Linked DNA regions of Mus musculus: all the other regions are linked to region 2. Evidence: chromatin loops called from intact Hi-C (ENCODE). Cell type or tissue: heart. All regions are shown on one strand. Each heading gives the region's core, and the rest is flanking DNA. Links, peaks and the distances in the headings are about the cores only.

What was found. Hi-C counts contacts between places; a loop is a spot of excess contacts. Peaks named below come from ENCODE experiments on the same cell type or tissue, not always from the same donor. Only the 100,000 strongest peaks of a DNase experiment are listed, where the experiment ranks them.
Region 1: a loop joins it to region 2, with 6 times the contacts of the local background. A loop is called at or near these places in 2 of 42 quality-filtered maps.
Region 3: a loop joins it to region 2, with 2.0 times the contacts of the local background. A loop is called at or near these places in 2 of 42 quality-filtered maps.

Annotation. Positions count from the first base shown.
Region 1 is chr3:97,306,712-97,315,107 of GRCm38, reverse strand. No RefSeq gene overlaps it. Among named protein-coding and RNA genes, the nearest start is that of Gm40101, 20 kb to the left of the region's middle. In heart, for the core only: a CTCF peak has its summit at 4,748; no DNase peak of the experiment used is centred there; H3K4me3 peaks cover 1,821 bases; H3K27ac peaks cover 1,704 bases; H3K27me3 peaks cover 1,148 bases.
Region 2 is chr3:97,197,648-97,206,043 of GRCm38, reverse strand. It overlaps Bcl9 (B cell CLL/lymphoma 9), which reads left to right. Exons shown (of 10, transcript NM_029933.4): 10 at 67-2,382. The coding sequence ends at 1,184. Among named protein-coding and RNA genes, the nearest start is that of Bcl9, 26 kb to the left of the region's middle. In heart, for the core only: a CTCF peak has its summit at 3,948 (motif pointing left); DNase peaks (open chromatin) are centred at 2,003 and 3,843.
Region 3 is chr3:97,295,916-97,304,311 of GRCm38, reverse strand. It overlaps a transcript of Bcl9 not described here. Among named protein-coding and RNA genes, the nearest start is that of Gm40101, 30 kb to the left of the region's middle. In heart, for the core only: a CTCF peak has its summit at 4,181 (motif pointing right); DNase peaks (open chromatin) are centred at 6,191, 6,631 and 7,041; H3K4me3 peaks cover 3,482 bases; H3K27ac peaks cover 4,186 bases.

The DNA of each region.
Region 1 (8,396 bases), core at 46-8,045, 110 kb before region 2:
AGAAGAGGAAAGAAGGAGAAGAAGACAAAGCGAAATAATTATGGTTGGGGGTCACCATACCATGAGAAACTGTATTAAAGGGTCACAGCATTAGGAAGGTTGGAAACCTCTGCTGTAAGGGTTAGGGGCTGGCTGCTCAGAGTCTTACTGGAAAGCTCCATGGAACCAAACCATATGGAGGAAAAAATATGGTTTCAGAAGGTTCTCTTTTGCAGTAAGCCTGTACCCTCAGGTTAGTTTCATGTATCTCAGGCTGAATTCAAGCTTCCTATGTAACACAGAATGACCTTGAACTCCTGATCTATCTGTTTCTACCTCCCAGATGTTAGGGTTACAGGTGTACACTGTCATACCCAGTTTATGCAGTTTGATCTCAGGTCTTCATGCCTCCTAGGCAAGCACTCTACCAAATTAGCTACATCCTCAGCTCATTCCCCAAGCAAAGTTCCTTTCTGGGGAAAATTCAAATTAACCAGACTCAGTCAAAAGTTGAGCCTGGGGACTGGTTAAGAGCACCTCCAGAGGACCAGAGTAAAGTTCTCAGCTAGTAGTACACAACTGCCTGTAACTGCAGCTCTGGGGAACTGATACTTTCTTCTCGCCTCCATGTGTACCTCTCACTCCCACCCTGACACACACACACACACATACACTCATTTTTAAAAGTGAAAAATGAATTAGTGTTCTCATTTTACAGAGAAGGAAGCAGAGGTCTGGAAATGGGTTGACTCCTTTAAGGCTACACAGCTAATAAATAGCAGGGCACAGGAATCAAACCCAGGATTTCTGGTGCCGCATATGAAGGTGTTTCAAAGAACCCTGCTGTGTAGCTCAAGGCTGGTGTGCCATGCATGCTCTTCACCTTTGTTGAGTTGAACTGCCCATGCCTCTGTTACTCACAGACAGTGTTCCTTTTCTTGAAGTAACAAGGAGTTATTTAAACTAGGCTGTGTTAGTTAATATCAATGGGGTCAGGGGCTTTGGTTTAGTTCCCTCAAAGACAGCTCACATCTGTGTGGTACAGGAACACTTCACTAAAGGCAAAGCTACCAATCTTTTTAGACATCTCTCAAGTCCTAGCCCTAGGACTGGAAAGGGTGGGATGGAGAGATGGAGAGGAAAAGGAAGAGGGAAAGAGGAGAAAGGGGAAGGAGAGAGGGAAAGAGAGGTGGAAGGAGGGGGAGAGGGGAAGAGAGGAGAGGGAGAAAGGAGAGAGACAGAGAGACAGAGACAGCTATGGGGGAGGGGAGCAGGCAGGAATCTTCAGCCTGCCTTCTGCACTTGGGGGTCTCTTGTCCACATCTGCTTTTTCAGGTTCCAATCCCAGCACTTGATGGGGAACCCCCTGCTGTCAGCCAATGGAGACAGACCACTCAGCCCCATCCTTCCTGTTTTCCACAAAGGCTCCCACTCAGAAGGGTAAGCAGCCATCTGGCTTGATCCTGACAAGATGGGGACTGACTGCTGCTGAGCTTAGACCTGGTTGAGTTTCCTGCTGCACATGTGACCACCAGACCCTTGGGGGGTTTCTACGGCAACCATTGGGCAATGAGTTTGAGAAAAGCTGAGGGCTGAATCCTAGAGGAGCCAGGCCACTGAAGGAAAAGAGAGGTGTGCAAGACCAACCTCACTCCCCGAAACCCACAGAGAGGAAGGCAAGACAGAAGTTTCCCCTTGTGAAGAAAGTGAGGCTTTGAATTAGATAGACAGACAGACAGATTGATGGGAAAATGTAGAAAGGAGAGTAACCAAGCAGTTTGGGTGCTGTTAACAAGTGCTCAGTCAGTCAGAGATGTGTTCAGCAATTCCCAGCGTCAGCGGTGGCTGTGGTAGACTTGTTTCCCTCAGAGATCCTGCTGGTCCTGAAGGCCTTTATTTACCAAAGCTAAATTCAACTTTGTGCAGGGGAAGGCATGGGAAAGGAGGCGAGAGATGGCAGCAGTAAGTGCAAGGCATGCCTCCAAGCCATACTCACACACATACACACAAATATTTAAGTGCTAGGATTCAGCCATTTCCTGTCTCTTTTACAGGGTAGATAATCTTTCCGTTTCCTAATTGGTAAAATGGCAACCATGACAGCACGCTTGCCCTAAGAGGCTGCACTGAGGCTTAAAACACTCAATAAAAATACATAAAACTACAGCTGGCTGACTGTGGTGTCACACACCTTTAATCCTGAGAAACAGGGCCAGGCAGATCTCTGTGAGTTCAAGGCCAGCCTGATCTACACAGAGAGTTCCAAGCCAGCCAGGGATATACAATACAGTAAGACCCCGTCTCAAAACAACTGCAACAACAAATAATCAAAACAAAACAAAAAACATAGCTGGGGCTGGAGCGATGACTCAGAAGTTAGGGGGGCTTGCTGCTTTTGCAGAGGATCCCATATGGTGGATCACAGCCATGTCTAACTTCAGTTCCGGGGTGTCCGATGCCACCTTCTGACCAGGCATACATGCCGGCAAAACTCTTACATACATAAAAATATATACCTGGCTATGTATTTTAGCTAGTGTCACTGCTGTAAGAATGCGCAGACTCCAGAGAACTGCTCCGCGTGTCATGTTGACTTCTAATATTCTCAACTTTCACACTTCAGCCTGCTCCGGTAACCTACTGAGTAGTATTAGTTTTAGATGTAGGGAATACATTTTAGCAGCCACCTCTTAAGCAGCTGTATGCCAGCTCACACTAAAATGCAGGCCATCCCCGTTATGTCTGGAGTCACTGCGACCTTTCCAGCCTTGCAGGATGATGACAAAGCCAGGGGTTTGCCTTCCAGATCCGGCTCAGCGCAGGCGCAGGCGGTGGGGGCGGAGGGAAGGAAAGATTCCCCAGGAAAACTGCTGTTGGCACGAACTGAATGAGGCGAGTGGGAGCCGAGCTGACTGCCGAGTTCAGCTTAGCCGCAGGCTATAGAAACAGACTTGAGACTTGAGTAAGAGCAAACAGGAGAAAAGCAGCGCTGTGAAGCAGCACGCGGGCCAGCTAGAACCGGTTGTTAATGCACCAGACCAATTTCTTCGGTACAGTTACTTCCACGCCTGGTCAGAGGGGCGGGTGCAATTCTTCAAGAAGTATTTACTGGTCTGCTCCGTTTCTCAGCGCTGGCATGAGCGGGGTGAGAAAAAAGGAAGGCTGGAGGCGGCTCTGGCTCTTGGGTTTACAATCTCTTGCTGAGAGAATCCATTAGATACTGAGGCAGGATTGTTTATGATTATACCCGCAAACAGCTAACTGCAACGATCAGTTAAGGCAAAGAGGGTATCCCTTCATTTGTTCACACTTATATATACACATTCATTTACAGACTCTGTGTGTGTGTGTGTGTGTGTGTGTGTGTGTGTGTGTGTGCGTGCGTGCGCGCGCGCGCGCGCGCGCACGCGCATGCATGCATGTCTCTGTGTGTGCCCGTATGTATCTATGTGCGTGTGTGCACACATGCATGCGTGACTGTGTGCATGAGTGCATGTTCGTGTGCCAGTGTGTGTGCACGTGTGCGTGTGCACGTGTGTTCTACCAAAAAACAAACACAGGGCCTTACACCACTATGCTGCAGTCCCACTGTTTGCTTTTCTGGAATGAGGTTTTATTTGCGGAAGACCAGCCTTGAACTTGCTGTGTAGTCCAGATTGATTCTGAATTCCCCTTTCAATCTATCCATCTCCGCCTCCCAAATGCTAGGATTACAATCCTGCAACTCTACACCTGAACACAAGCTCCTCCTTTACTTACATGAGCTCCTGAGAGAAGTTGGGGGCCAAGGCCAACCCTGGTATTCAGTGTGAGAATGGTGGCCAGAATGTGATCCTGCTCTGAGAGGCTAGAAGCCTATTGGGCTGAGAGCAGCCTGTTTGAGGAGGGTCTCACTATGTATCCCTGGCTGGCCTGGAACTCACCAGGGAGACCAGGCTGCGTTGGATTCACTGAGATCCTCCAGCCTCAGCCTCTGAGTGCAGGGAATAAAGGTGTGTCCCACCAAACCCCGCCTGCATTTTCTTGATTAAGGACTGAAGTGAGAGGGTTCACCCCACCGGAGCTGGTGTCATCCCTGGGCTGGCACTCCTGAGTGACATAAGAAAGCAGGCTGAGTACATGCGTCATACGCAAGCAAACAAGCAGAGGTCCTCTTTGGCTTCTGCCTCAGTTCCTGCCTCTGAGTTCCTGCCTTGAGTTCCTGCCCTGCCTTCCATCATGATGGACCACAAATTGTAAGAATAAACCTGGATTCTTATTTTATGAGATAAAGTTCCTGCCGGGGTTGCTTGCCCTTGTTGCGTTTCTCACAGCTGTAGAGAGCAAGCTAGGCAGTGTGCAGAAGGCAGAGGCTGAAAGAAACCCAAGGAAGTGAACAGGGGTGGCGGATCGAAGTGAATATCCTCTATACCCCAAAACACCGCACTGCCATTAATAAAGATTGTATTTTGAGAGAACTCCTTAACAGCATTTAATAAGGTCTGGTGATGTGCAAAGAGGACAGTGGGGCCGGGACACCAATCCAGATATTTCTCTAGTGGTAGCATGGAGTTTACTTTGGTAGAACCCACAATGCACTTCGCCCTTGGCCCTCTCAGGACTCTGTGGCACGGTTCTGATGTGACCAGTTTACAGGTCCAGGCAGCCCAGGAAAGTGAGCAAACACTAATCTTAGAGGTCAGTTTGAAAACCTGGGCCTTCTCACAGAAAGCCTCTAAGAGAGAAAAGCAAGCTTCCTGCAAGTGAATTCATGCCCTCCCCCATCCCACAGAGGGAGATGTCGCTCCAGGGAATAGGGTGTTAGCAATATCAGCCCACAGGTGCCAGTGAAGGCTCAGGCTTCAGAGGAGATCCCACAGGAAAACAGAGCTGCACCACCTGAAAGGATTCCTCTGGGCTTTGGAAGGGACGTCCCACCGGGGGGGCTGCTTCCGGGCACACCATGCCGAGAGCCTTCCCTTCCACTGGGTCCCCGTGTAACTTCACATAAAGCCTGCTCCAAAAAAAGCCATCCTCTGATTCCTGCTGAATGAATTCCTGGCAAGCACTGTCAGAATGTGAAAGGCAGGTGTAGCTCCCCTGATGTTTTGAGTAGGTACTTGTTCAAATCATGTAACCTCTCTAGGAACCGTTTCTCAAAGGAGTGATGTATAATTTCTCCTCCGTCGTCGCGGTGGTGAGGGGGCGGATTCTGAGGAGGAGACACTGAGGGAGGAGGCAGGGAAAGCAATGCCATCCTGGATCCGAGCTGGGGAGATCAAAGGATGGGGTGAGCCTCACCTCTGGAGATGGAGGGGTGGGGGTGGAGGGGCGGGGGGGTGAAAGTCTGTAAGAGGAGGGGAGGGAAAAGAACTAAAAGTGTATGGGAAGGGGGAGACACGGTTTTAGATTCCCCGGAGGATAGCTGGGACTCCGAGCGTCCTGACGATGCTTTTCAGGATGTCTGTGCTTCCCACGCCCCATCTCTACCCCGCAGCACCCCTCCCTTTACCCTTCAGGTAGCAAGTGCCTTCCAGCCTCTTTGTACTGGTTTACTCTCCGGGTCGCCCAGCCTCTTGCCTTTGTTCTACCTCACCGATCACAGATCACAACCAAATGCAAGTGCCAAATGCCCCAGTAGCCTGAGCTGCAGCCACAGCCATCCTTGCTGCCTACCCTGGTAGGTCTCAAACTCTATCATGCACCAGAATCACTGGCAGGGCACAATGCTTGTAGTTTATAGACAGAATCTCATGCAGCTCAGGCTAGCTTCAAACTTTAACCGAAGATGACTTTGAACTCCTCCTGCTCCTGACTCCATTTCCCCAGTGCTGGGATTGATTACAGGGCTGGGCCACCACTTAATCAGTCCTGGGAATCAAACCCAAGGCTTCCTGAAAACGAGGCAAGCACCCTACCAACTGAGCTATGCCCACAGTCCATGAAGGATGCTTTAAGAGTGCTTGCTGGGAAGTCCTCTGAGAATGGACATTGTGGATATGTGCCCAAAGGATGGGGATTCTCAGGATCTGAGAACCCTAAGCCTTAGTCATCCCCTGGCCCCTGTTGATACTGGGACAGCTTGGAGATGGGTATACACTAGGTCCTTGACTGTGTCCTCCACGGTAGTGAGCTTACTCACAACAGGGACCCAAATCCCTCCTGCTGGACAGACCGTATGGCATGAGGGGTTCACGGTGATTTTTTTTAGGTACCGTTAATGAAGCAAGGAGGTCTGTCTTCAGGAACATTTCACTTTTTTTCCTTCCAAACCTCAACCAACTTCTGGGCTGTCCGGCCTTTCCTTTCCAATAAACATATGTCTTCTTTAAATACTACAAGTTCTCCCATCTGTCTATCAGAGTTCATAAGTAATTCTTTATAAGAAGTTTGGCAGAGGAGAGAGGTGAGGCAATCAGTCTCTGCAGAGGGTGCAAGGCCCCAGAAGGCCTGGTATTGTACTGAATTAAGAAGAGAAAGACTTGAGCTCATTTAAATACCCATGGAGAGAAGCCAAGAAGGATGCTAATGTGGGAGAGAGGCAGAGGCCCCTGAGGAGAGGGGAAGTGGGATCCAGAGTACAGGGAGAAAAAGAGCTGCTGGGACCAGGGCAGGGACGCATGTCCCTCTGTTGGTGGAAAAAGAAAAAGATGGGCTCAGACGCAGGAATAATGGGGCTATAGACTTTAGGTGACTCTCAGCTCTAAGTCCACGGAATTAAATTGCCATAGTGTCACTGGCTTAATATGTCACCTCTCCTTGGCAGAGCTCTAAGCCCCAAGAAATGAATCTTCCATGAGAGTCTCTCAGGCTGGAAGATGTCTGCCAGTGGAACAGCCAGGACTTCCCAGGGGCACAAAGTGGAACTGGGGAAGGAAGGATAAATGCACCCAGCTGTGACAAGGGAGGGACCAGAGCAGGGTCACAATCTAATCAGTGCCAGGACCAGATTTAGAGTTGCACTCAGCTTAGGCTCTGAGCCCATCTGTCTGGCCCATTCGATCACACTCTCTAACCACCTGAAACTGCAAGGAGCAGGTGGAAGGCAGGATTGAGGATAGATTTTTCCTAACCCTCAGGAACGGGAAGTTGGGGTGTCATGGTCTACCCCTGACCCACACAGAGTCCAGCCCATCTCTGGGGAACCTGGAGGTAAAAGGAAATAATAAAAGCTCTAACAATCTGCCAGATACCTCCTTTCCTGAACTGGAATGCAAAGAAGTTTCTGGATCACAAATGTAAGCCATACTCTTCATCCTTCCCCTCTTCTCCCCCCTCTTCCTCCTCCTCTTCCTCCTCCTCTTCCTCCTCCTCTTCCTCCTCCCCCTTTCCTCCTCCTCTTCTTCCTCATCTTCCTCCTCCTCTTCCTCTTCCTCTTCCTCCTCTTTCTCTTCCCCCTCCTCCTCTCCCTCCTCCCCCTCTTCCTCTTCCTTACTATCATTGTCTTTATTGGGTGTCAGGGACCATTCTAGCTAATAGAAATAATTAATTTTAATTTTTATATGGTTTTCCTAACTATAAAAACAACAGATGGTCAATGTTTAAAAAGAAGAAACTCTACAACAAGACATGCATTCCTAACCTAAGACAGCCAAACAGGGTGTGGTGGAAGAAGGTAAGCACGAGACTCAGAATCCGTTGACACTCAGGCTCTTCTGATTGTGCGATTGTGGGCACACACACAATGTCATCGTGTGATCTTGGACACACAAGGTTTCCTTTCCTCCCTTTCCATATTGCTAAATGAAGGTAATGCTGCTCCCTCACCCCCACCCAGACAGGGTTTCTCTGTGTAGCCCTGGATCTCCTGGAGCTCACTCTGTAGACCAGGTTGTCCTTGAACCCGGGAATCCTCCTGCCTCTGCCTCCTGAGTGCTGTGATAAAGGACGTGTACCACCACCGCCTGCAGTTTTTGCTTTTTTTCTTTTTAAGTTTTAGTTCTATTTTAAAGTTTTATGCAGGAGTGTGCATGTCTGGACTTAGGGGTTAGGAGCTCTTGGGTACAGGTTTCTGAGGAGACTAGAATAGGGAGTCAGACTCCCTGGAGTTAGTGTTACACACAGTTGTGAGCCACCCGACTTAGGAGCTGAGCTAGGGTTCTCTGCCAAGAGCCATTTCTCCACCCTGGGAATAACGGTTCTTGGAAATTTTAAATAAGATGAGATTCATAAAGTACTGACGATGGCACTTGGCACATGGTCAGCAGATGACATAAGATGGTCACTATTGATGTCATTGCTGATATTTCATACCCATCTACATAGCTCGAGTCTCAGGAGTAAGTAACCAATGGTAACATCTCATGGAACATTTTCTTCAGACTTCAGCCACTTTTACTTAACACAAGATAGAGTTATCTGAAAGGAGGGAGGCTCAGCGGAGAAAACGCCTCCATTCGATCCAACTGTAAGGCATTTTCTTTTTTTCTTTTAAAATA
Region 2 (8,396 bases), core at 123-8,122:
ATTCATTATCATTTTTGCGAGTTGCTTTTGGTTGAGTTGATTCCTTTGATGTCTTTATTTTTCTAGGAATGGGCATTAATACACAGAATCCTCGAATTTCAGGTCCAAACCCTGTGGTTCCGATGCCAACCCTCAGCCCGATGGGAATGACCCAGCCACTTTCTCACTCCAATCAGATGCCCTCTCCTAATGCCATGGGACCCAGCATACCTCCTCATGGGGTCCCAATGGGGCCTGGCTTGATGTCACACAATCCTATCATGGGACATGGGTCCCAGGAGCCTCCAATGGTACCTCAAGGACGGATGGGCTTCCCCCAGGGCTTCCCTCCAGTACAGTCTCCTCCTCAGCAGGTTCCATTCCCTCACAATGGCCCCACTGGGGGACAAGGTAACTTCCCAGGAGGGATAGGTTTCCCAGGAGAAGGACCCCTTGGTCGTCCCAGCAACCTGCCCCAAAGTTCAGCAGATCCAGCACTTTGCAAGCCTGGAGGCCCAGGGGCTCCTGACTCCTTCACTGTCCTGGGGAACAGCATGCCCTCCGTGTTTACAGACCCAGATCTGCAGGAGGTAATCCGACCTGGAGCCACCGGAATACCTGAGTTTGATCTCTCCCGCATTATCCCATCGGAGAAGCCCAGCCAGACACTGCAGTATTTCCCTCGAGGGGAAGTCCCCGGCCGCAAACAGCCACAAGGTCCTGGGCCTGGGTTTTCACACATGCAGGGGATGATGAGCGATCAAGCCCCAAGAATGGGGTTAGCATTACCTGGCATGGGAGGCCCCGGGCCAGTAGGAACTCCAGACATTCCTCTTGGTACATCTCCATCCATGCCAGGCCACAACCCAATGAGACCACCAGCCTTTCTCCAGCAAGGCATGATGGGACCTCACCACCGGATGATGTCACCAGCACAATCCACAGTGCCCGGCCCAGCCACCCTGATGACCAATCCAGCTGCTGCTGTGGGCATGATTCCTGGCAAGGATCGGGGGCCTGCTGGGCTCTATACCCACCCAGGGCCTGTGGGTTCTCCAGGCATGATGATGTCCATGCAAGGCATGATGGGACCCCAACAGAACATCATGATTCCCCCACAAATGAGGCCCCGGGGCATGGCTGCTGATGTGGGCATGGGTGGGTTTAGCCAAGGACCTGGTAACCCAGGAAACATGATGTTTTAAGCTGCTACGATTGGATGTGCCGATCCTTGTCAAGATGAGATTCCAGGTCCTGTGAGCTGCTTTGATGGAGTTCCAGGAGTCCTTACTGTTGGTCATGCAATAGGAGAAGAGGGACCCGGGGCTGCTTTGAGGGAGGAGGGAACCAAGAATGTATGGATTTACCGGAAAACAAATTATTCATTTAATCAACAGGTGTGTTTTTTTAAGATTTATTTTTTAAAAATTATTTTTGTGGACATGGGGATCCCGTGACGGCACCTACTTTTGGGAGTCTGTAGCCGTGTTTGAGAATTGCCATCGGTCATGTGTTGCACCGTTCTGTGTTTACGTCCTTTGGACTGGCTTCTCCCAGGATTCTTTTCTGGTTTTTTTTTTTTACTTTTGATTTGGGCTTTATTTTGTGTGTATGTGTGTACTGTACTATATTGTAAAAGGGATTTTAGCAGAGACTTTAGTCTTTGGGGCAAGAGGAGAACAGGAATGCTGGGCTGTTTACTTTCGATGGAGAATCCATCTTCAGACCTTGGACTATTTTCTTTCAACTCCAGTGTATAGAAAAACCAAACTACGACCTCAGAGCAGAGTATTAACGAAAAGCACAAAAAAAGGAACTGAGTTCAGCGAGGGGTGGGGGGAGGGGGGACATTTTTCTTTTTAAAAATACTGAAGCTTGGGACGTTTGTTCTTCGGTTCACGTGCTCCTCAGCACGGTCTGTCTCCAGTGTACAACCTGCCCGCCCTCACGGTTTCCTCTCTCTCCTCCTTCAGTTCCTTGGTTACGTGTGTTTCCTTCCTGTGACCCCGCTGGTGGCCCTCTGCTTTCCCCTCTCTTCTTCCCCTTGGCAGCTGCAATACCCAGGCTCTCTGGGGTTCTCCCTGAAGCCTCGCCCCTGCCTCGGATGCCCTCTGGCCTCTTGTCCCTCCCTGCCCTCCCCGCCCTGGTGTACTCTTCCTTGCCCGCCTTGTTTCTTGTTCTCCTTTTCTTAGGAATTCCCAAGTGAATTTTATTAATGTGTGGGAATGGAACCGATGCTAAAAGCTATCCAGGATTTTGTTTTTGTTTTAAATTTTGTGTTCCTTCCCTTCCCTCCCTCTTCCCATGCGTGAAACGTTCTGTGTAATCTTCATTAAATTTGGTACAAAACCACTCACCAGAGCTGTGGTGTCAGAAAAATAAATATATTGTTTCTTACAAAACAGAACTGCCTTTTTGTGCCTTGGCTTCCTGTTCACTTCGTATCAGGGCCATTGGTTACTATATGACTGGAGTCCTAATACTGGAGCTGGCTGTAGAGATGGGGAAGGAGAGGGGCACTCTTGAGAGCATACCTTGCTGTCAGCGACCCTTCCTTGTAGAGTTGCTCCCTTCTCTGGAATCCATCACAGCAGAAAAGCAAGCCTTCCTCACAGCTGATCTTCCCCTCTAGAGCAGTGGTTCCCAACCTTCCTAACACAGTGACCCTTTAACACAGTTCCTCACATTGTGGCACCAACAGTAAAATTATCTTTGTTGTTGCTACTTCATTTAATTTTGCTACTGTTATGAATCTGTTTTCCAACAGTCTTAAATGAGTCCCTACGATAGGGTTATCTGACCCTTGGGAGGGTAACCACTGCTCTAGAGCAAGAGCTGGCCTTCGTTAGGTTCCTTCATGAGAGCCAGCAAAATGGTATAAATCAACTAGGAAGGCCAACATAGATCTTAAGTTATTTAAATAAGCTCTGAGACCTCCCTGGATCTTCCTGACATAAAATATTACCACACCTACACATCCTGTGTTTTGACTGTCCATGCGACTGTGGTCTTTTCTGCCCACCCTCCACCCCAGCCTGCCCCTGGTCACCTCTGCTAACCACATATGGCTCCCCAACACATTGATGTCTATCCTACAAGTCATGCATTGAGGTACTCGGTGCTGTGTCCCTGCACAGCTGATTTGTTCTGGTGAGTGTACTCCTTTTGAGTTGTCTGTGCGTGGAACTCAGCAAGAGGGTGTCTGTGTGCATGTCTGTTCTCAGGTGAGATGCTGTGTCTGTGTGCATGTCTGTTCTCAGGTGAGATGCTGAGCCAGGAGCAGCAGGTGCGGAGTCAGACCTGGACAAATTAGACTTGGCTGCTGTTTCACACACTGTTGCCTGTGAATGTGGCTCTCTCTCTCTCTGACAAATGGTTCTGAGAGCTGCTTTCATCTTCGCCTGTCATGTCTGTCTGCTCAGGAGCCCCAAACAACAAAAAAGTGGATGTGCACACTGGGAGATCCACGCTGCCAGTCCCCTTGGTGTGTGCTTTCCTTAAGAGGATCTGTGAAATATACGATAATCACCTTTACGGTCAGGGTAGTAGAGCCCACAAGTTTAAGAAGAGACTTATTTTGATCTACTCTGTTGATACTGGATAACACATTTTGTGTCATAGAGACAGTAGGCCGGAATCCATGATCACGACTCATGGATGTAGCTGCCCTGGTCTCTGATGTTTCTGGCCCTGAATTGTGTAGCACAGAACAGGGTAAAAAGCATGAGGAACGTGAGATGAAACCCCCAAGAGACAGGCCAGCTGGTCGGGCTGGGGCAGCCCCACACCTTACTGCTGATACTGGCATTGCAGTCACCGTGGAATTGGGTCCCATGGCTACTAGCCCAGGTAGGGAGGGAGTTGATCTAAAAGCCAGTGTTCACTTGGAGGGGCAGCAAGAGGTGTGGAGACAGCCACAGCCTGCTGGGGAACCATGGGTGTGTCACTCCTGCCTTGCAGCCCCCTGCTGGAGAACTTGGAGTAGCGCAGGTCAGCCTTCCCATTTCTTATGTTTTCTTAGGACTTGGAAGCCTTCCTTGTTCCTCATCAGCATCCCTCAGCCGCAGTCCATCCCAAGAACCTCTGCTAAGCCAAATTTATGTGAGCTTTAGATGTAATTGGTAAGTTAATAGGATCGACATAAAAATCACACTTTTGAGAGATTGAGTGTGGGTGCATGGAAAACTTAACAATGTAATGCTTTTAATAAGGAGGGGCAAAGATGGGATAGTGACGTAGTAAAGGCTCAGCTAGTTTCTCCACCCAAACAGTTTGGGTTTCATGGAGAAAATGAAATCATAGCTTGTTACTTTCAGGACTAAGTGGGGTGCGGTGCTGTGCTGGCTTTAAGGGTTGGTAAGGACCGTGCAGCATTTTCTCCAAAATAATGTGATCTAAAACAAGCCTATAGCTAGAAATGGAAATATGCAAATATATAACTTTAGTCTTCTAATGTAGGGTGTGGCATGAGAAATTTAAACAAAGGGATTAAACATGGGTGATCTACGATTAAGCTCTATGCCCCCAGGCTAAAGCTAATCTGTAAACAATTTCAATGTTTGAAGCTGCTTTTGAAACAGTTGATCCTTTTCTCCCATCCTTCCTCATTGTCACATAATGCTATAAATTCAGTTCAATGGCATTTGTCAAGGTTGGCTTCTGGGATGGATCACCTGTTCAGGTAGACTAGATGGGGCCTCAGCATAGTTCAATGAGGGGGCTATCACTTCAGCACTCTCGATATAGAGGTCCCGTGCTTCTGTTTCTCCCTGGGCTCCACAGACTATTTAGGTGACTGTGACTGTGGTAGCTAAGTAAAGTCACGGTGCTCCATAGCGGTATGGGTCGTGCTCCCATGATTATTCTCTTAGCAGCAGCTCCAGGCACCCTGGGAAAGATGGCTTCTGTGTTGCATTTGAATGTTGCCTGTGTTAGTGGTTTCTTTTTCTTCCTTTTCTGGGTGCTTTGAAAGTGCTGAAAGGAGAAGGGAGTTAGCCTTAAGGGGAAGATTCATTTGCTCAGCCGACACTGATAGAGCACCTACTGTGTGTGTCAGGGATTGTGCTGAGCCCAGGATAAAGAAACTGTGAGTCGGTTACAATACGACCTGGTGGCTACTGCAGAGAAGTGGGAACAGAAAAGAACAAGCAGCCGGAAAGGAAGTTTCTTCAAACGAAGGGTGATCTTTGAACTGACTCTGGAAGGAGGGAGGCTTCCTGGAAGACAGGTGGAAGAGAGCAGAACAGCAAGAGCCTCTTTGAAGGAAGACAGGCGTAGAGAAAATGCTCCGAGAGAGGGGCTGGATCACGCAGAGCCTGGTGTGGCCCTCTAGGACTTGGAACTTAAATTTTAAGCAAGGAAGCCTTGCAGGTAGTGTCCTAAACTTACTTGACCTCACAAGGCTAGGGTTTGATGCCCAGCACCATACGTAAAACGTTTTAAGCAGGGAAATCAGGTAATTGGATTGGCTTCAGAAGTACATAAAGTGGAGTGTGGGAGACAGGCTGGGTGGGGGAAGGGAGCCACGGGAAGACGGGTAAACACCCATGTACAACCCTAAGCTACTCTCCTCTGCTTAAAAAGGCAGATTTCCTAAGTTCTGCATCAGTATTGACTCTGTCGTTCCTAGTTCTTCTGTAATTGTTTCAAAGTCATAAACTTATTTTTAAGAAAGTCACTAGAACCTTAATTTCTTGGTAGACTCAAAAATAACACATTTAAAGCAGATCGTGAATAATGAGCAGAATCTAGTTTGTAGACGTTTCTTATTGGAGGGAGCTAACCGGGAAAATACAGGGAGCTGCACTATAAGGATCATAATGAAAGGTACTTTCCTCTGCCTACTGCGCCTGTCAGGGCTCCTGTCAGACAGGAGTGCCTTCTGCCTCTGTGTGGGTGACCACACTTCAGCTCTTAGCTTTCCGACTCAGTACTTAACCGTGCTTGGAAGCCACACTGCTAGAGAAGGTGAGTATCCGAAAGCCTACAAGCCCTGGTGGGTGCAGAAGTCACTGCCTCCCTCACACAGATTTAAAGCCTGGGAAAGCTGAGTTATCTCACCAAGCACAAAAGAACAGGTGTCTCTGCAAAAATACTTCTTCAGGGCCCCTGAACAATTATGAGATGCCCCAGGGTGTCAAAGCAGAAGTTAGAGTCCTGCTGGGAGAGTAAAGTCCAGCTGTGCTTGCTGGGGTGGGGGTGGGGGATGGTGCTTAGTGTTGGGGACAGCACGGAGGTGGGGGGGTATTCTATGTGGCTTTGAGAAGATTTTCAAAACCCTTGCTTGGGAAGCAGCCCCTGCATTTCTTGCCCATTCCGGTTGTTGGAGCACAGGTGGAGACATACAATTTACATTTCTCTTGTTAACCAGTATTCAATTAATTAGTGTGAATTTACGTTTTCAAGATTTTGTTTTATTTATTTACCACAGCAGAAAGCTCTTTCTATTAAAGTCTCCGGGGGAGCCTGTATTTATTTCTCTTCTTTACCGCACTTCCAGGGGCCTTCATTTTTTCTCACTTCCCACATAGACGCTCCTCCACTACTTAGGGAGTGACTTACCCTGGAGACACCCACAAATCAATCTGTGATCTAAGCATCTGCCTTCCCGCTGTGCACTGAAGGCTGCCTTAAGTGCCTTCTATGGAGGAAGAGCCCTGGCTTCCTCACTGCTCCTTTCCTTGGACATTCCATCAGCAAACATGCAAGGTTCTCTTCTGACTGTTCTAGCTTGCCCAGTCACAACTAGGAAATGCCTTCTGCATGCTGATAGCAGTTAAGTTTTTAAGCTGTCTGCACAGCATAAGCTCTGGACACACGAGTCACCCTGATACCTTAAACTTAACTGTCCAATTTCCCCATGATGCCACTTTCCCATTACAGGAAACAGTGTGTCTTCCCCCCGAGTCTCATGCAGGAGTCATTCTTTTTTAACATGCTTATTAATTCTTTGAGAATATCATACAATGTATTTTGAATATAGTCACCCCCATCTCCTCCCATAGCCACTCTCTTATCCTTTTCCTCCCAACTTTAATGTTGTTTCTTCTCTTCTCTTCTCTTCTCTTCTCTTCTCTTCTCTTCTCTTCTCTTCTCTTCTCTTCTTTTCTTTTTTTGTTGTTTTTTTTCTTCCTTCAAGCCCAGTTTGTGTTGCCTAGCTAGAGAGTGGAACCTGCCTTGGTGTGTGGTTGACCTAAGAGAGGCCACACATCAAACAGTGACTCTCTCTTTCCCAGAAGCTACCAAATGCCAGTAGACCTCAGGTGGTAGAGATACCTGGTGTTTCCTCCCCATTCCCCACCCTCCACTCCGGCCCCCTGGCCCCCCCCCCCCCGCCCTGGCCCCGGCCCCGCCCCCGCCCACTCTGGGATTTTGTCTGGCTGGAGGTTATGTAGGTCTTAGGCATATTGACACAACCACTGTAAGTATGTGCACCGGCCCTGTTTTATCTGGGAAAATACTGTTTCCTTGATGCTCCCGACCACCTCTGTCTGGCTCCTATAATCTTTCTACACCCTCTTCCTCAAAGGACTCTGAGCTTTGGGACGAGAGGTGTGATATATTATGTCTAACTTAGGGTTGAGCCCCCACAGCCTCCTACTCTCTGTACACTGGTCGGTTTGGGGGGGGTCTCTGTTTTAATTGCCATCTACTGGGAGGAGAAGGTTTTCTGATGACGTCTGAGAGACACTCTGATTTATAGGCATAGTAGTAACTGTTAGGAGTTGTTTTACTACTATGTCCATTTAGCAGACTAATAGTATGGGGTTCTCCCTAGGGCCTATGACCTATTTAGCCACAGGTTCTTGTCTCCATTAATGGTGCCAGATATAGGTTCCATGTCTTAGATCCGCTCAGAAATCAATTGGTTATTCCCATAGAATTCACACCACTATTGTCCCGGCAGGCATATCTTGTCAGGTCAGTTGTAGTTTGCAGGGTTCATAACTTGGCAAGAATGAGGCTTACTTTTCTCCTTCAACAATGTGTATAACTCATCACCATGAAAACTAGCCAGTAATGAAGATGCTTACAGGTAAGCACCAGCTTGGTTTTTAAATGTTATTATTAATCCTTTGCTTTTAACAAACTGTCACATCCTCTTGTGTCTATTTCCAAAATATATCTTAAACTCACCCACTTCTCTCCCATCACCTTAGCTCATGTTTCCAACTATCACATGGTGCTAGTTATATTGCTTTTAATTTTAAAGGAAGTTATTATTGTATATAAGTATATGATGGAGAGAATGTATGTCATATCGTTCATGTAGAAATCAGAGAACAGCTTTGTGAACTTGGGTCTTTCCTACCTTCATATAAGTTCTGAGGGTCAAACTCAGGTCACCAACCTTATACAGCAAGTGCTTTTGCCAGCTGAGCCATCTTGCCATTGTTACTGTCTCAATCTCTGCCTTC
Region 3 (8,396 bases), core at 191-8,190, 98 kb before region 2:
ACCTGCTTCTTCTCACTGGAGCTTAGTTGTCTGCATCTCTGCTTAAAACATATTTTTAGCTTACTTGTTTGTGTTCTTATGAACATTTTCTTTTTTGTTTTTGGTGTATTTGTGTGTGTGTGTATGTGTGTGTGTGTGTGTGTGTGTGTGTGTGTGTGTGTGTGTGTGTGTGTGTGTGTTTGAGACAGTGTTTCACTGTATAGCCCTGGCTGTCCTGGAACTTACTCTGTAGACCAGGCTGGCCTCAAACTCAGAGATCTGCCTGCCTCTGCCTCTGCCTCTCTGCCTCTCTGCCTCTCTGCCTCTCTGCCTCTCTGCCTCTCTGCCTCTCTGCCTCTCTGCCTCTCTGCCTCTCTGCCTCTCTGCCTCTCTGCCTCTCTGCCTCTCTGCCTCTCCCTCTGCCTCTGCCTCCAAAGCACTGTGACTAAACATGTGTACCACCCCCTCCCAGTGAACATTTACCTTTTTGTTTGTCTGTATAAACCATGGTTCTGTATTTAACTGTCTGGAAGAGGACACAGTAGCTTGGTTTCCCAAACACCTGGTTCTTCTTGATTCCACACCAGCATGTTCAGTCACTTGTGATGCTCTTTATTGATGTATAACTTAACTAAGAGAAGACAAAGTAATAACTTGCAAGGCCTAAAAAAACATGAGTTTGAGCCAGTCGGTAGTAGCACACACCTTTAATCCCAGCACTTGGGAGGCAGAGACAGGTGAATCTCTGTGTTAGAGGCCACCCTGATCTACCTAGAACATTCCAGAAGAGCCAAACAGCCAAAGCTACACAGAGAAGTCTGGTTTCTTTCTTTTAAGACATAGAAAATATTTTCCTTGAATGTTTACATTTGCCGTCTAGAATTTAAGGGAGGAGCTAAGGTCTCTACAGTTGCCTGTGGTCACAGAAATCTATGGCAACGTAGACAAGATAAAATAGCAGTAAAGATCAGGGGGTTGGGGTCAAACAGAGCCAAGTGTGAGTCCCTTATATTTATGAACTATGTGACCTTGGCCTAAGCCCTGATAACATTTAACATTTGCAGATTGCTTTGTGTGCGCTAGACACTGAGCTAAATCTGCCAGATGCATTCATTATCTCATTTCATCCTTAAAATAATCCCATAAGGAAGGTGCTATTAATATCCTCATTTCACAAATGAAAAACTCAAAGCTCAATAGGTTGGGCAGTTAGTTCAAAAATCACAGACACCAAGTTTCAAAAACAAAGCATTTGATTGCAGCCCTGTTGTCTGTACTCTACTTACAAGCAAGAGTTGTAGGAACTGAATGGATGATACACACCAAGAGTATGTCTACATACAGCTGTTCCTACTGTGTAGTGTTTGTTTGTTTGTTTGAGACAGGGTCTCACTATGTAGCCTTGGCTGGCCCGGAACTTACTGTGTAGACCAGGCTGGCCTTATACTCACAGGGATCCACCTTTCTCTGCCTCTCTGGCAGAGTGCTGGGATTAAAGACCTGTGCTGCCATGGTGGGCCTTATGAAGTATTCTTATTTCACATTGCCCACTAGAGTTTGTCTAGCACTATACCATTTATAAAGATCATTTGCTTAGTCAACCACTAGAAACTGGCTTAGAGAAGTGACAAACACAGATACTCAAAATAAAACCAGGCTGGGGAGATGGCTCAGCGGGGAAAGGCACAAGCCACGAAAGCCTGAGAACCTGAGTTCTGTCCCCCAAACCCACTTAAAGGTGGGCGGAGAGGACCGACTCCACAAACTTGTCCTCTAACTTCCACACATGTGCTATGACATGCACAGCCCCACATGTACATCACGTCCACATATGCATACCAACTGACACACAATCGTAATAAATTATAAGTAAAAAATATAGCCTGGGTCATTTGGTTTGTAAATGCTCTTTCAGTCCCAGAATGCAGCAGCCATGTCCAACTTTCAATACGTGTGTGTGTGTGTGTGTGTGTGTGTGTGTGTGTGTGTTTCTGTATAACACATGCCATATATTATTATATGTATTATATACATGCCATATATATATGTATGTGTATATATATGTGTGTGTGTGTATATATATATATATTCATTCTTAGGTGGATTCTAGTCCTATCTGCCTCTAAATTACTTCCTCAGGGTGGCAAATCTGGAAACTTTTCCTTTTCTTAACTTTCTGCTTCATTCTCTCCTTTTTGTCAGACAGTTCTCCTTCCAGTGATGGGAAGGAACAAGAAGTCCTGTTTGTCTGACCCCCACATTCTTTCCCCAGTTAAATATCTATGCAGGGAGGTAGATGTCAAATTATAAATGGACTTTTTTTGGGTTGATTTATAATTTGGGGTGTCTGGAAATCTGAGAATTCCCCCATGTTTTGAGTGGGACTCCAGTCCCCCAGGGATCCCAGAGGAGCCCATCCCCTGTACCAGATGTAAAAACGGGAGAGCAAACGGAGAACATAAAGCAAGGGCTCCTCTTCCTGTGAGCCGAGGCTGCAGGGCTGAGTGAAGCTGACTGCGCCTGCACCGGGCACAGGGCTCCACTACAGGCACTTGGGAGGTGGAACTGGGGTGATCACAAGTTCAAGGTCAGGGTGCCTGCTGTACAGAGCAAGGTCCAAGAGATTTAGATCCCCCCCCACACACACACACACACACCTTTCAGTCTTCATTTGTTTCTAATAAAAGCTTGTCTTCACTTTCCATAGCCCCTCAAAATTCGCTCCACCTGAAAGATGTTCTTCGTCTTTCTGTTATTTTAAGCAACCTCCACATTAGACCTTGCTCACACCAGAGGCTCCTAAGTTCCCAAACTTTTGCCTGCTTCCATTTTGTTCCTCTAATCTGAACCGCTGTTTGATATAAACTAGCTATTTGTAGCAAAGTAGAGTAAGGAGATAATTCACACTGAAGTATGAGCGGCTGCTGGCTTTACTTTCTTCACAGGTATTTGCATTTTAAAAAGACTGCTTTCTATGCAAATGAATTTGTAATTGGTGAGAATTCTCTCTGGTGACCGAAAAATAAAGTAGCAAACGCCCATTAGGCAAAAAGGCATCTTTGGAAGAAGTGAGCTGTAAGCTAAGTAGAACAACTGACCAGCACAGGAGCGCGAGCAGCCTTTTCTCCTTCCCAAGAGTCTAGGGCCTTGGCTTTTGTACAGTGCTTAGCACTCAGAGATGCTGTGAAGTCCACTTAGGAACATTCAACATCTTCATCCAGAAAACTAGCACTGAGAGTCCATCCCTTCTGGAGTTGTTTCATATCTGTGCATGCATGCCTGTGTGTGTCTATGTGTGAATTTGTGTATATGTGTATGCTCCTGTGCATTATGTATGTACATGTGTGTTCATGTGTCATGTGATTATATGTTTATGCATATGTATATGTGTGTATACATGTGTATGTGTGTTCATGTGTATGTATTACATGTGTACACATTAGTGCATGTGTTTATATTGTATGCATATGTGTGCATGCATCTATATTGTATGTGTGTGTGTGTGTGTGTGTGTGTGTGCATGTGTGTTCGTGTGTGTTACTATTGTCATTACCGCCATCCACACTTTTGCAGGTGTTTTTACTTTTAAAAAATTTTTTTGAAACAACATTTTTTGTTGTTGTTGTTTAAAAATGGACAGACAGTTTTCCTGGTCTCCAATGTCTTTCTCCATTACAGGGCAGTCTGTGGCTGGTCACTGAAGGTTATGGTGACCCTTTATGCAATTACTGTCCGGGAGGCCTCATTGTATGCTGTGAGTCACCACGGCTCAGAAGCACAGGGTGACTCAGTAGCCTGTTAGGGAGAGGTTAGACGCTCCCCTGGACTAACGTGAAAGGATCCAAACCCATGGCCCAGGAAGAAACATGGCACTTGTTTGGGCAGCCAGGTGGTCTGGCATGCCTGATTATGAGGCGCCCTGGAGACCGAGGGCTCCTCCAGCAAGAGAGCACAGTGTGGCGGGGGTGCTGGGCTTTGGAGTCACAAAGGGCTCGGTTTTAGTTCTGTTTCTGCTCTATTCTGCTCTCAGGCACCACACAGATGCTCTGAGCCTCATTTTAAAATGTATTTATTTTTATTATTTTAAAATAAAGTATAATAATAATGTGTGGGGAGTATATGAATATGTATGCATAGATGAATACATACATGAGTATGTAAAAATAATGTCTGGTGAGTTATGAATATGTATGCATGTACCCAAAGGGTCCACAAGAGGGCATCAGGTCCCCTGGACCTGGAGTTACAGGCAGTTATGAGCTGCCATGGAGGTGCTGGGAACAAGAATCCAGGTCCTCTGGCAGGGTAGCCAGTGCTGAGCCATCCAGTTCCATCTGTGCTGTGAGGTGTGTGTGTGTGTGTGTGTGTGTGTGTGTGTGTGTGTGTGTGTAAATACACATGTAGTGTACCAATACACAGGAGGCAAGGCAGGTGGATCTCTTTGAGTTTAAGCCCAGCGTAGTCTACATGCATAGTGAGTTCCAGGCTAACCAGGGCTACCTAGCGAGATCCTGTCTCAAACAAAACAAAGAAATCTATCTGTACGTGAAAATGGTTCCTCTTAATAAAAATTACTTCGTGATATAAATGCTCTGGCAAATGTTGAGAAACATAAAGGTAATTATTATTCCTATCACCATCATGATTGTACATTGGGATCCAAAAATACAGTTCCCAGAACTAGTAATAATAGGGACCAAGCTAAGGGAAGGGAGTGACAGGGCTCAGATGTCTCTGTCACTGGTTCAGGCAGGGACAAGCCATTCAGCTAGGTTGAAGCGTGTGAAAAGTCATTCTTTATTCCTTACTGTGTGCCTGTCAAGGGAGTAGTCATTTGTGTCCACAGCACTTCCACTTTGGAGAAGAAGATTCTGGGGAAGGGGTCCAAGTGACCTTCATGAAAAAACAGAGCTGAGGCTGAGCCGTTCTTCCCCAGGACAGCCATGTAGGCCTAGCTCTGTGAGACACCAAGGCTTGCCAGAGATATGAGTGGTGTGTACCCATGTCCACTTCCCTCGCTCCACCAGCAGTCCTGGGTTCATGCTGTCTACAAACCTTCGTGGTCCTCACGTCCTTTGTGGGTCCACAGTTCCTGCCTTCCTCTGCTGTCTCGTGTTCTCCTCATGTTCATAGCTCAGAGTCTGGACTTCCATCCCCCCCCCCCTTTTTTTAAAGCAGCCTCAGCCACTCTTCTCTCTCTCTCTCTCTCTCTCTCTCTCTCTCTCTCTCTCTCTCTCTCTCTCCCACTTCCCACCTCCTCGCTCCACACCAATCACATTCCTGCTTGCTCCTAGCCCCGTTCATTATCCTACCACACTCCCCTTCATTCCTAGAAAACAGCTCACCCGCCCCCCCTCCCCCTCAGCTCATGCCCACCTTCCATAAATTCCAGCAGCCTGGCAATCAGTAACTTCAGCATCACACTTCACAGCTCTCAGAGTTTATACGAGTTACTACGCTCCTCCTTGTTATTGCTCTCTGAGATTTGGGTTGTGGCCGGGGGGTGGGGGGTTGGGAGTCGGGGGTCGGGGGCTTCACTTAAAAAAAAAATCTGGCCATAAGTTGAACCTACAGTTAGGTTGACTCCCACATTTCCACGTTTCTTTTTGAAAAATCAGTGGCTTGGGTCTACACTCTGTAACATGGTGAAAGACAACTAGATCCTTCAGGGAACAACGGGGAAGAAGTAGAAAGAAAAAAAAAAAAAGAAAGAAAGAAAATATATATACAAAATACCTAACCCGGTCCACACAAACATTAGCCCTGGGTCCACCCACGGCATCTCCCTACTCCCCTAAGCCCAAGCTCAGGGGTTTCGGCTTTTTCCCTTCTGGGTCGTTTATTCCACTCCTTCTGAGGCCAGATTGCCTCTGAGTCTGTATGTGTGCACACGTGTGTGGCCACTGCTGGCTTTCCAAAGGGCTCACCTCTCTACTGCCATTTTGCTAGGGCACAGCTCCTTCGGATCTTACTCTCCCTCTTTCTCTCCCTGCCCCCAACTCAGCCTGTGCCTTTTCCTGTCTCTTAACTCCACCAGTGCAGCAGCAACTAGCCGAGCTGCTGGCGTGCGTGCGAGTGAGCGAGTGTGAGTGTGAGTGCGTGTGAGAGAGTGAGTGTGTATGTCTGCGTGCGCAGCTAGGCCAAGCCTGCAAGCCTGCCTGTCACTGGAGAGTTTTAGTTTGCATTCAGAAGAAAGGAGGAGGGGAGACAAGAGGGAAGGAGGAAAGGTGGAGGGGGGAGGAGGAGTGAGGGGGGGTGCGGAGAAGGGAGGGAGAATGTCTTGTTTGTGGCTTGTCAGCAATTGCTTGAGACAAGCTTCCATGTGTGAAAGCTACTTGGCATGAATGCCTGGGCCGTACCAAGTGTCACCGCAGCAAGAGGGGGAGACAGAAGAAAAACAGATCAGACCAGAGCAGACAATAGGCCCCTAAAGTGTTCCCCCTAAGTTGCTTTGATGTTGTCCTGGTGTCTTGATACCAGGAGGCCAGGGATTGCTGGAAAAGGGTCTTTTTTGTCTTCGTTCACTTCCCCTCCAGTTTCTGCAATGATTCTCCAGAATCTCTGCTCATGAAAAAGGTAAGCACTCTAACAATTCCTTCTTCTGTGGCAAGCTTGCTCGCCGGTGCTGGGAAGTGGGGGTCTCATTCCTGCGCTGCTCAGGAGGAGCGCTTGGGTCCTGCGATAGGAGCTGCTGCGGTGCCCCTGAAGTCTCTGCCAGACGCTTAGAGCTGGGGGATGGCCCCTCTTTCCAGGGAACCCCAGTAACACGATCTGTGCCTGTGGGTTGGTGGGGGGAGAAGGGGTGGAAGGAGAGGGGTGGGAGGAGGATGGGAGGGTGGAGGGTGGGAGGCAAAAAAAGAGAGAGGGAAAGCAGCCTGGAAGAGAGGAAGAGAGGGGCAGAGCCCTATTTCAGAGAAGCCCCAGCCCGGAGCCCAAGGAGGCCTTGGGAGCCCCGCGCTGTGCATTCGCAGGCTGAGCGAGGCTGCCTGGAGCTCTACTCAGTGACTGCAGAGATTGCATGGCGCTTTGTGTGTGCGAGTATGCCTGTGGGTCTGGGTGTGTGTGTGGACCTCCCACACACTGCCCTGGCGTGTCTCATAGTGAAGGGGAGGTACCCCAGTCCTGATCACCCAGCCCAGACTCGCAGGAAGAGAGCGGCATGGCCGGCCAGAAGGGTGAGAGAGAGAGGACTGCCCGGAGACATCCACAAACTTTTCCAGTTTCGGGGAATTCTCTGCTCTGAAACACTATAAAGGAGTTGTTGGGTTCTCCGGGCCTCAGTTTACCCAATCTGTGAGAGCTGACTGGGGATGTTGCACGCCTCCCAGGGGTGAAGCCAAACAGAGCAACCCACTCTATGTAACTGTGTGGCGAAATCTTCTGGCTGGCAATGCTGTGGAATCACAAAGTGGAAGTGTGACCATTATTCCTGATTATCGCCGTCATGACGATAAAACCATCATTAATGACACCGGGAGACAAACAGACAGGCGAGCACAGATCAAGTGTCTGCCCATTTCTAATGAAACAAAAACCCTCTTTCCACCTGTTGGCTTCTGTCCTTTTCTCTTGTATCTTTTCCTTAGATTTATTGGCCGATTTGTAGAGAGAATAGAGTGGGAGGGGTTGGGTTTTCCCTTTTCTCCTCCTTCATCATACATATATATGTATTTAAAGGTCAATATAAGATTCTCAAAGGGAAACCGTGCCTCCCGTCAAAGCTCTTTATTCAAGACCTTGTGTTTCCTGGCGCTGGCAGGGTGTGCGTGCACATTTGTAAACTACCTTGGAGGTTAAAGATTTTTATTGTGGCTTTTAGAGATTAAATGAGATTTATTTACAATTGCCATTTATCGGAGAGTAAATATCAGTGTGGAGGGGTAAGAATGTGACGGCTGGTTTCTTCTCCGGCGGTTTTTGTGGATAAAACCTTTTGCTTTTTTTAAAGTGGCGTCTCAAGAACTGGGAGGAAGGGAGGCTGAAATCAGTATCTAACACCCATCGTTCACATGATTGTTTGGAAGAGGAAAAAAATGTCTGTCTGCTTATGGTTTTTGAATTGTGGATTTCTTCTGCCTTTCCATGGTTCCAGCCCTCTTGAAATTCCCGAGGGGTTGGGGGGGGGGGGGCTGTTGCTTGCCTGGTTTTAGGTTCTCTGTGACTCTGTTTTACTGTTTGTTCAAAAAAGAAGTCTGTGGAGGTCTGAGTGGCTGTGACCCCTTCTATCCTAACTCAAATGTTTCAGATGGTCTGTGATAGCCCGAGATGGAGGCAAAGAGCCATCCCTGGCTAAGAGGATGTGTGCTCTTCCTACAGAGGCCTGGAAACCTAGATGCTGGGTGTGGGAGAGGAGGAAAGGCATTAGGGGCCTCCATCTGGCAGGAAGGTCCCAGCACTTCTTGATTCTATTTTAACGT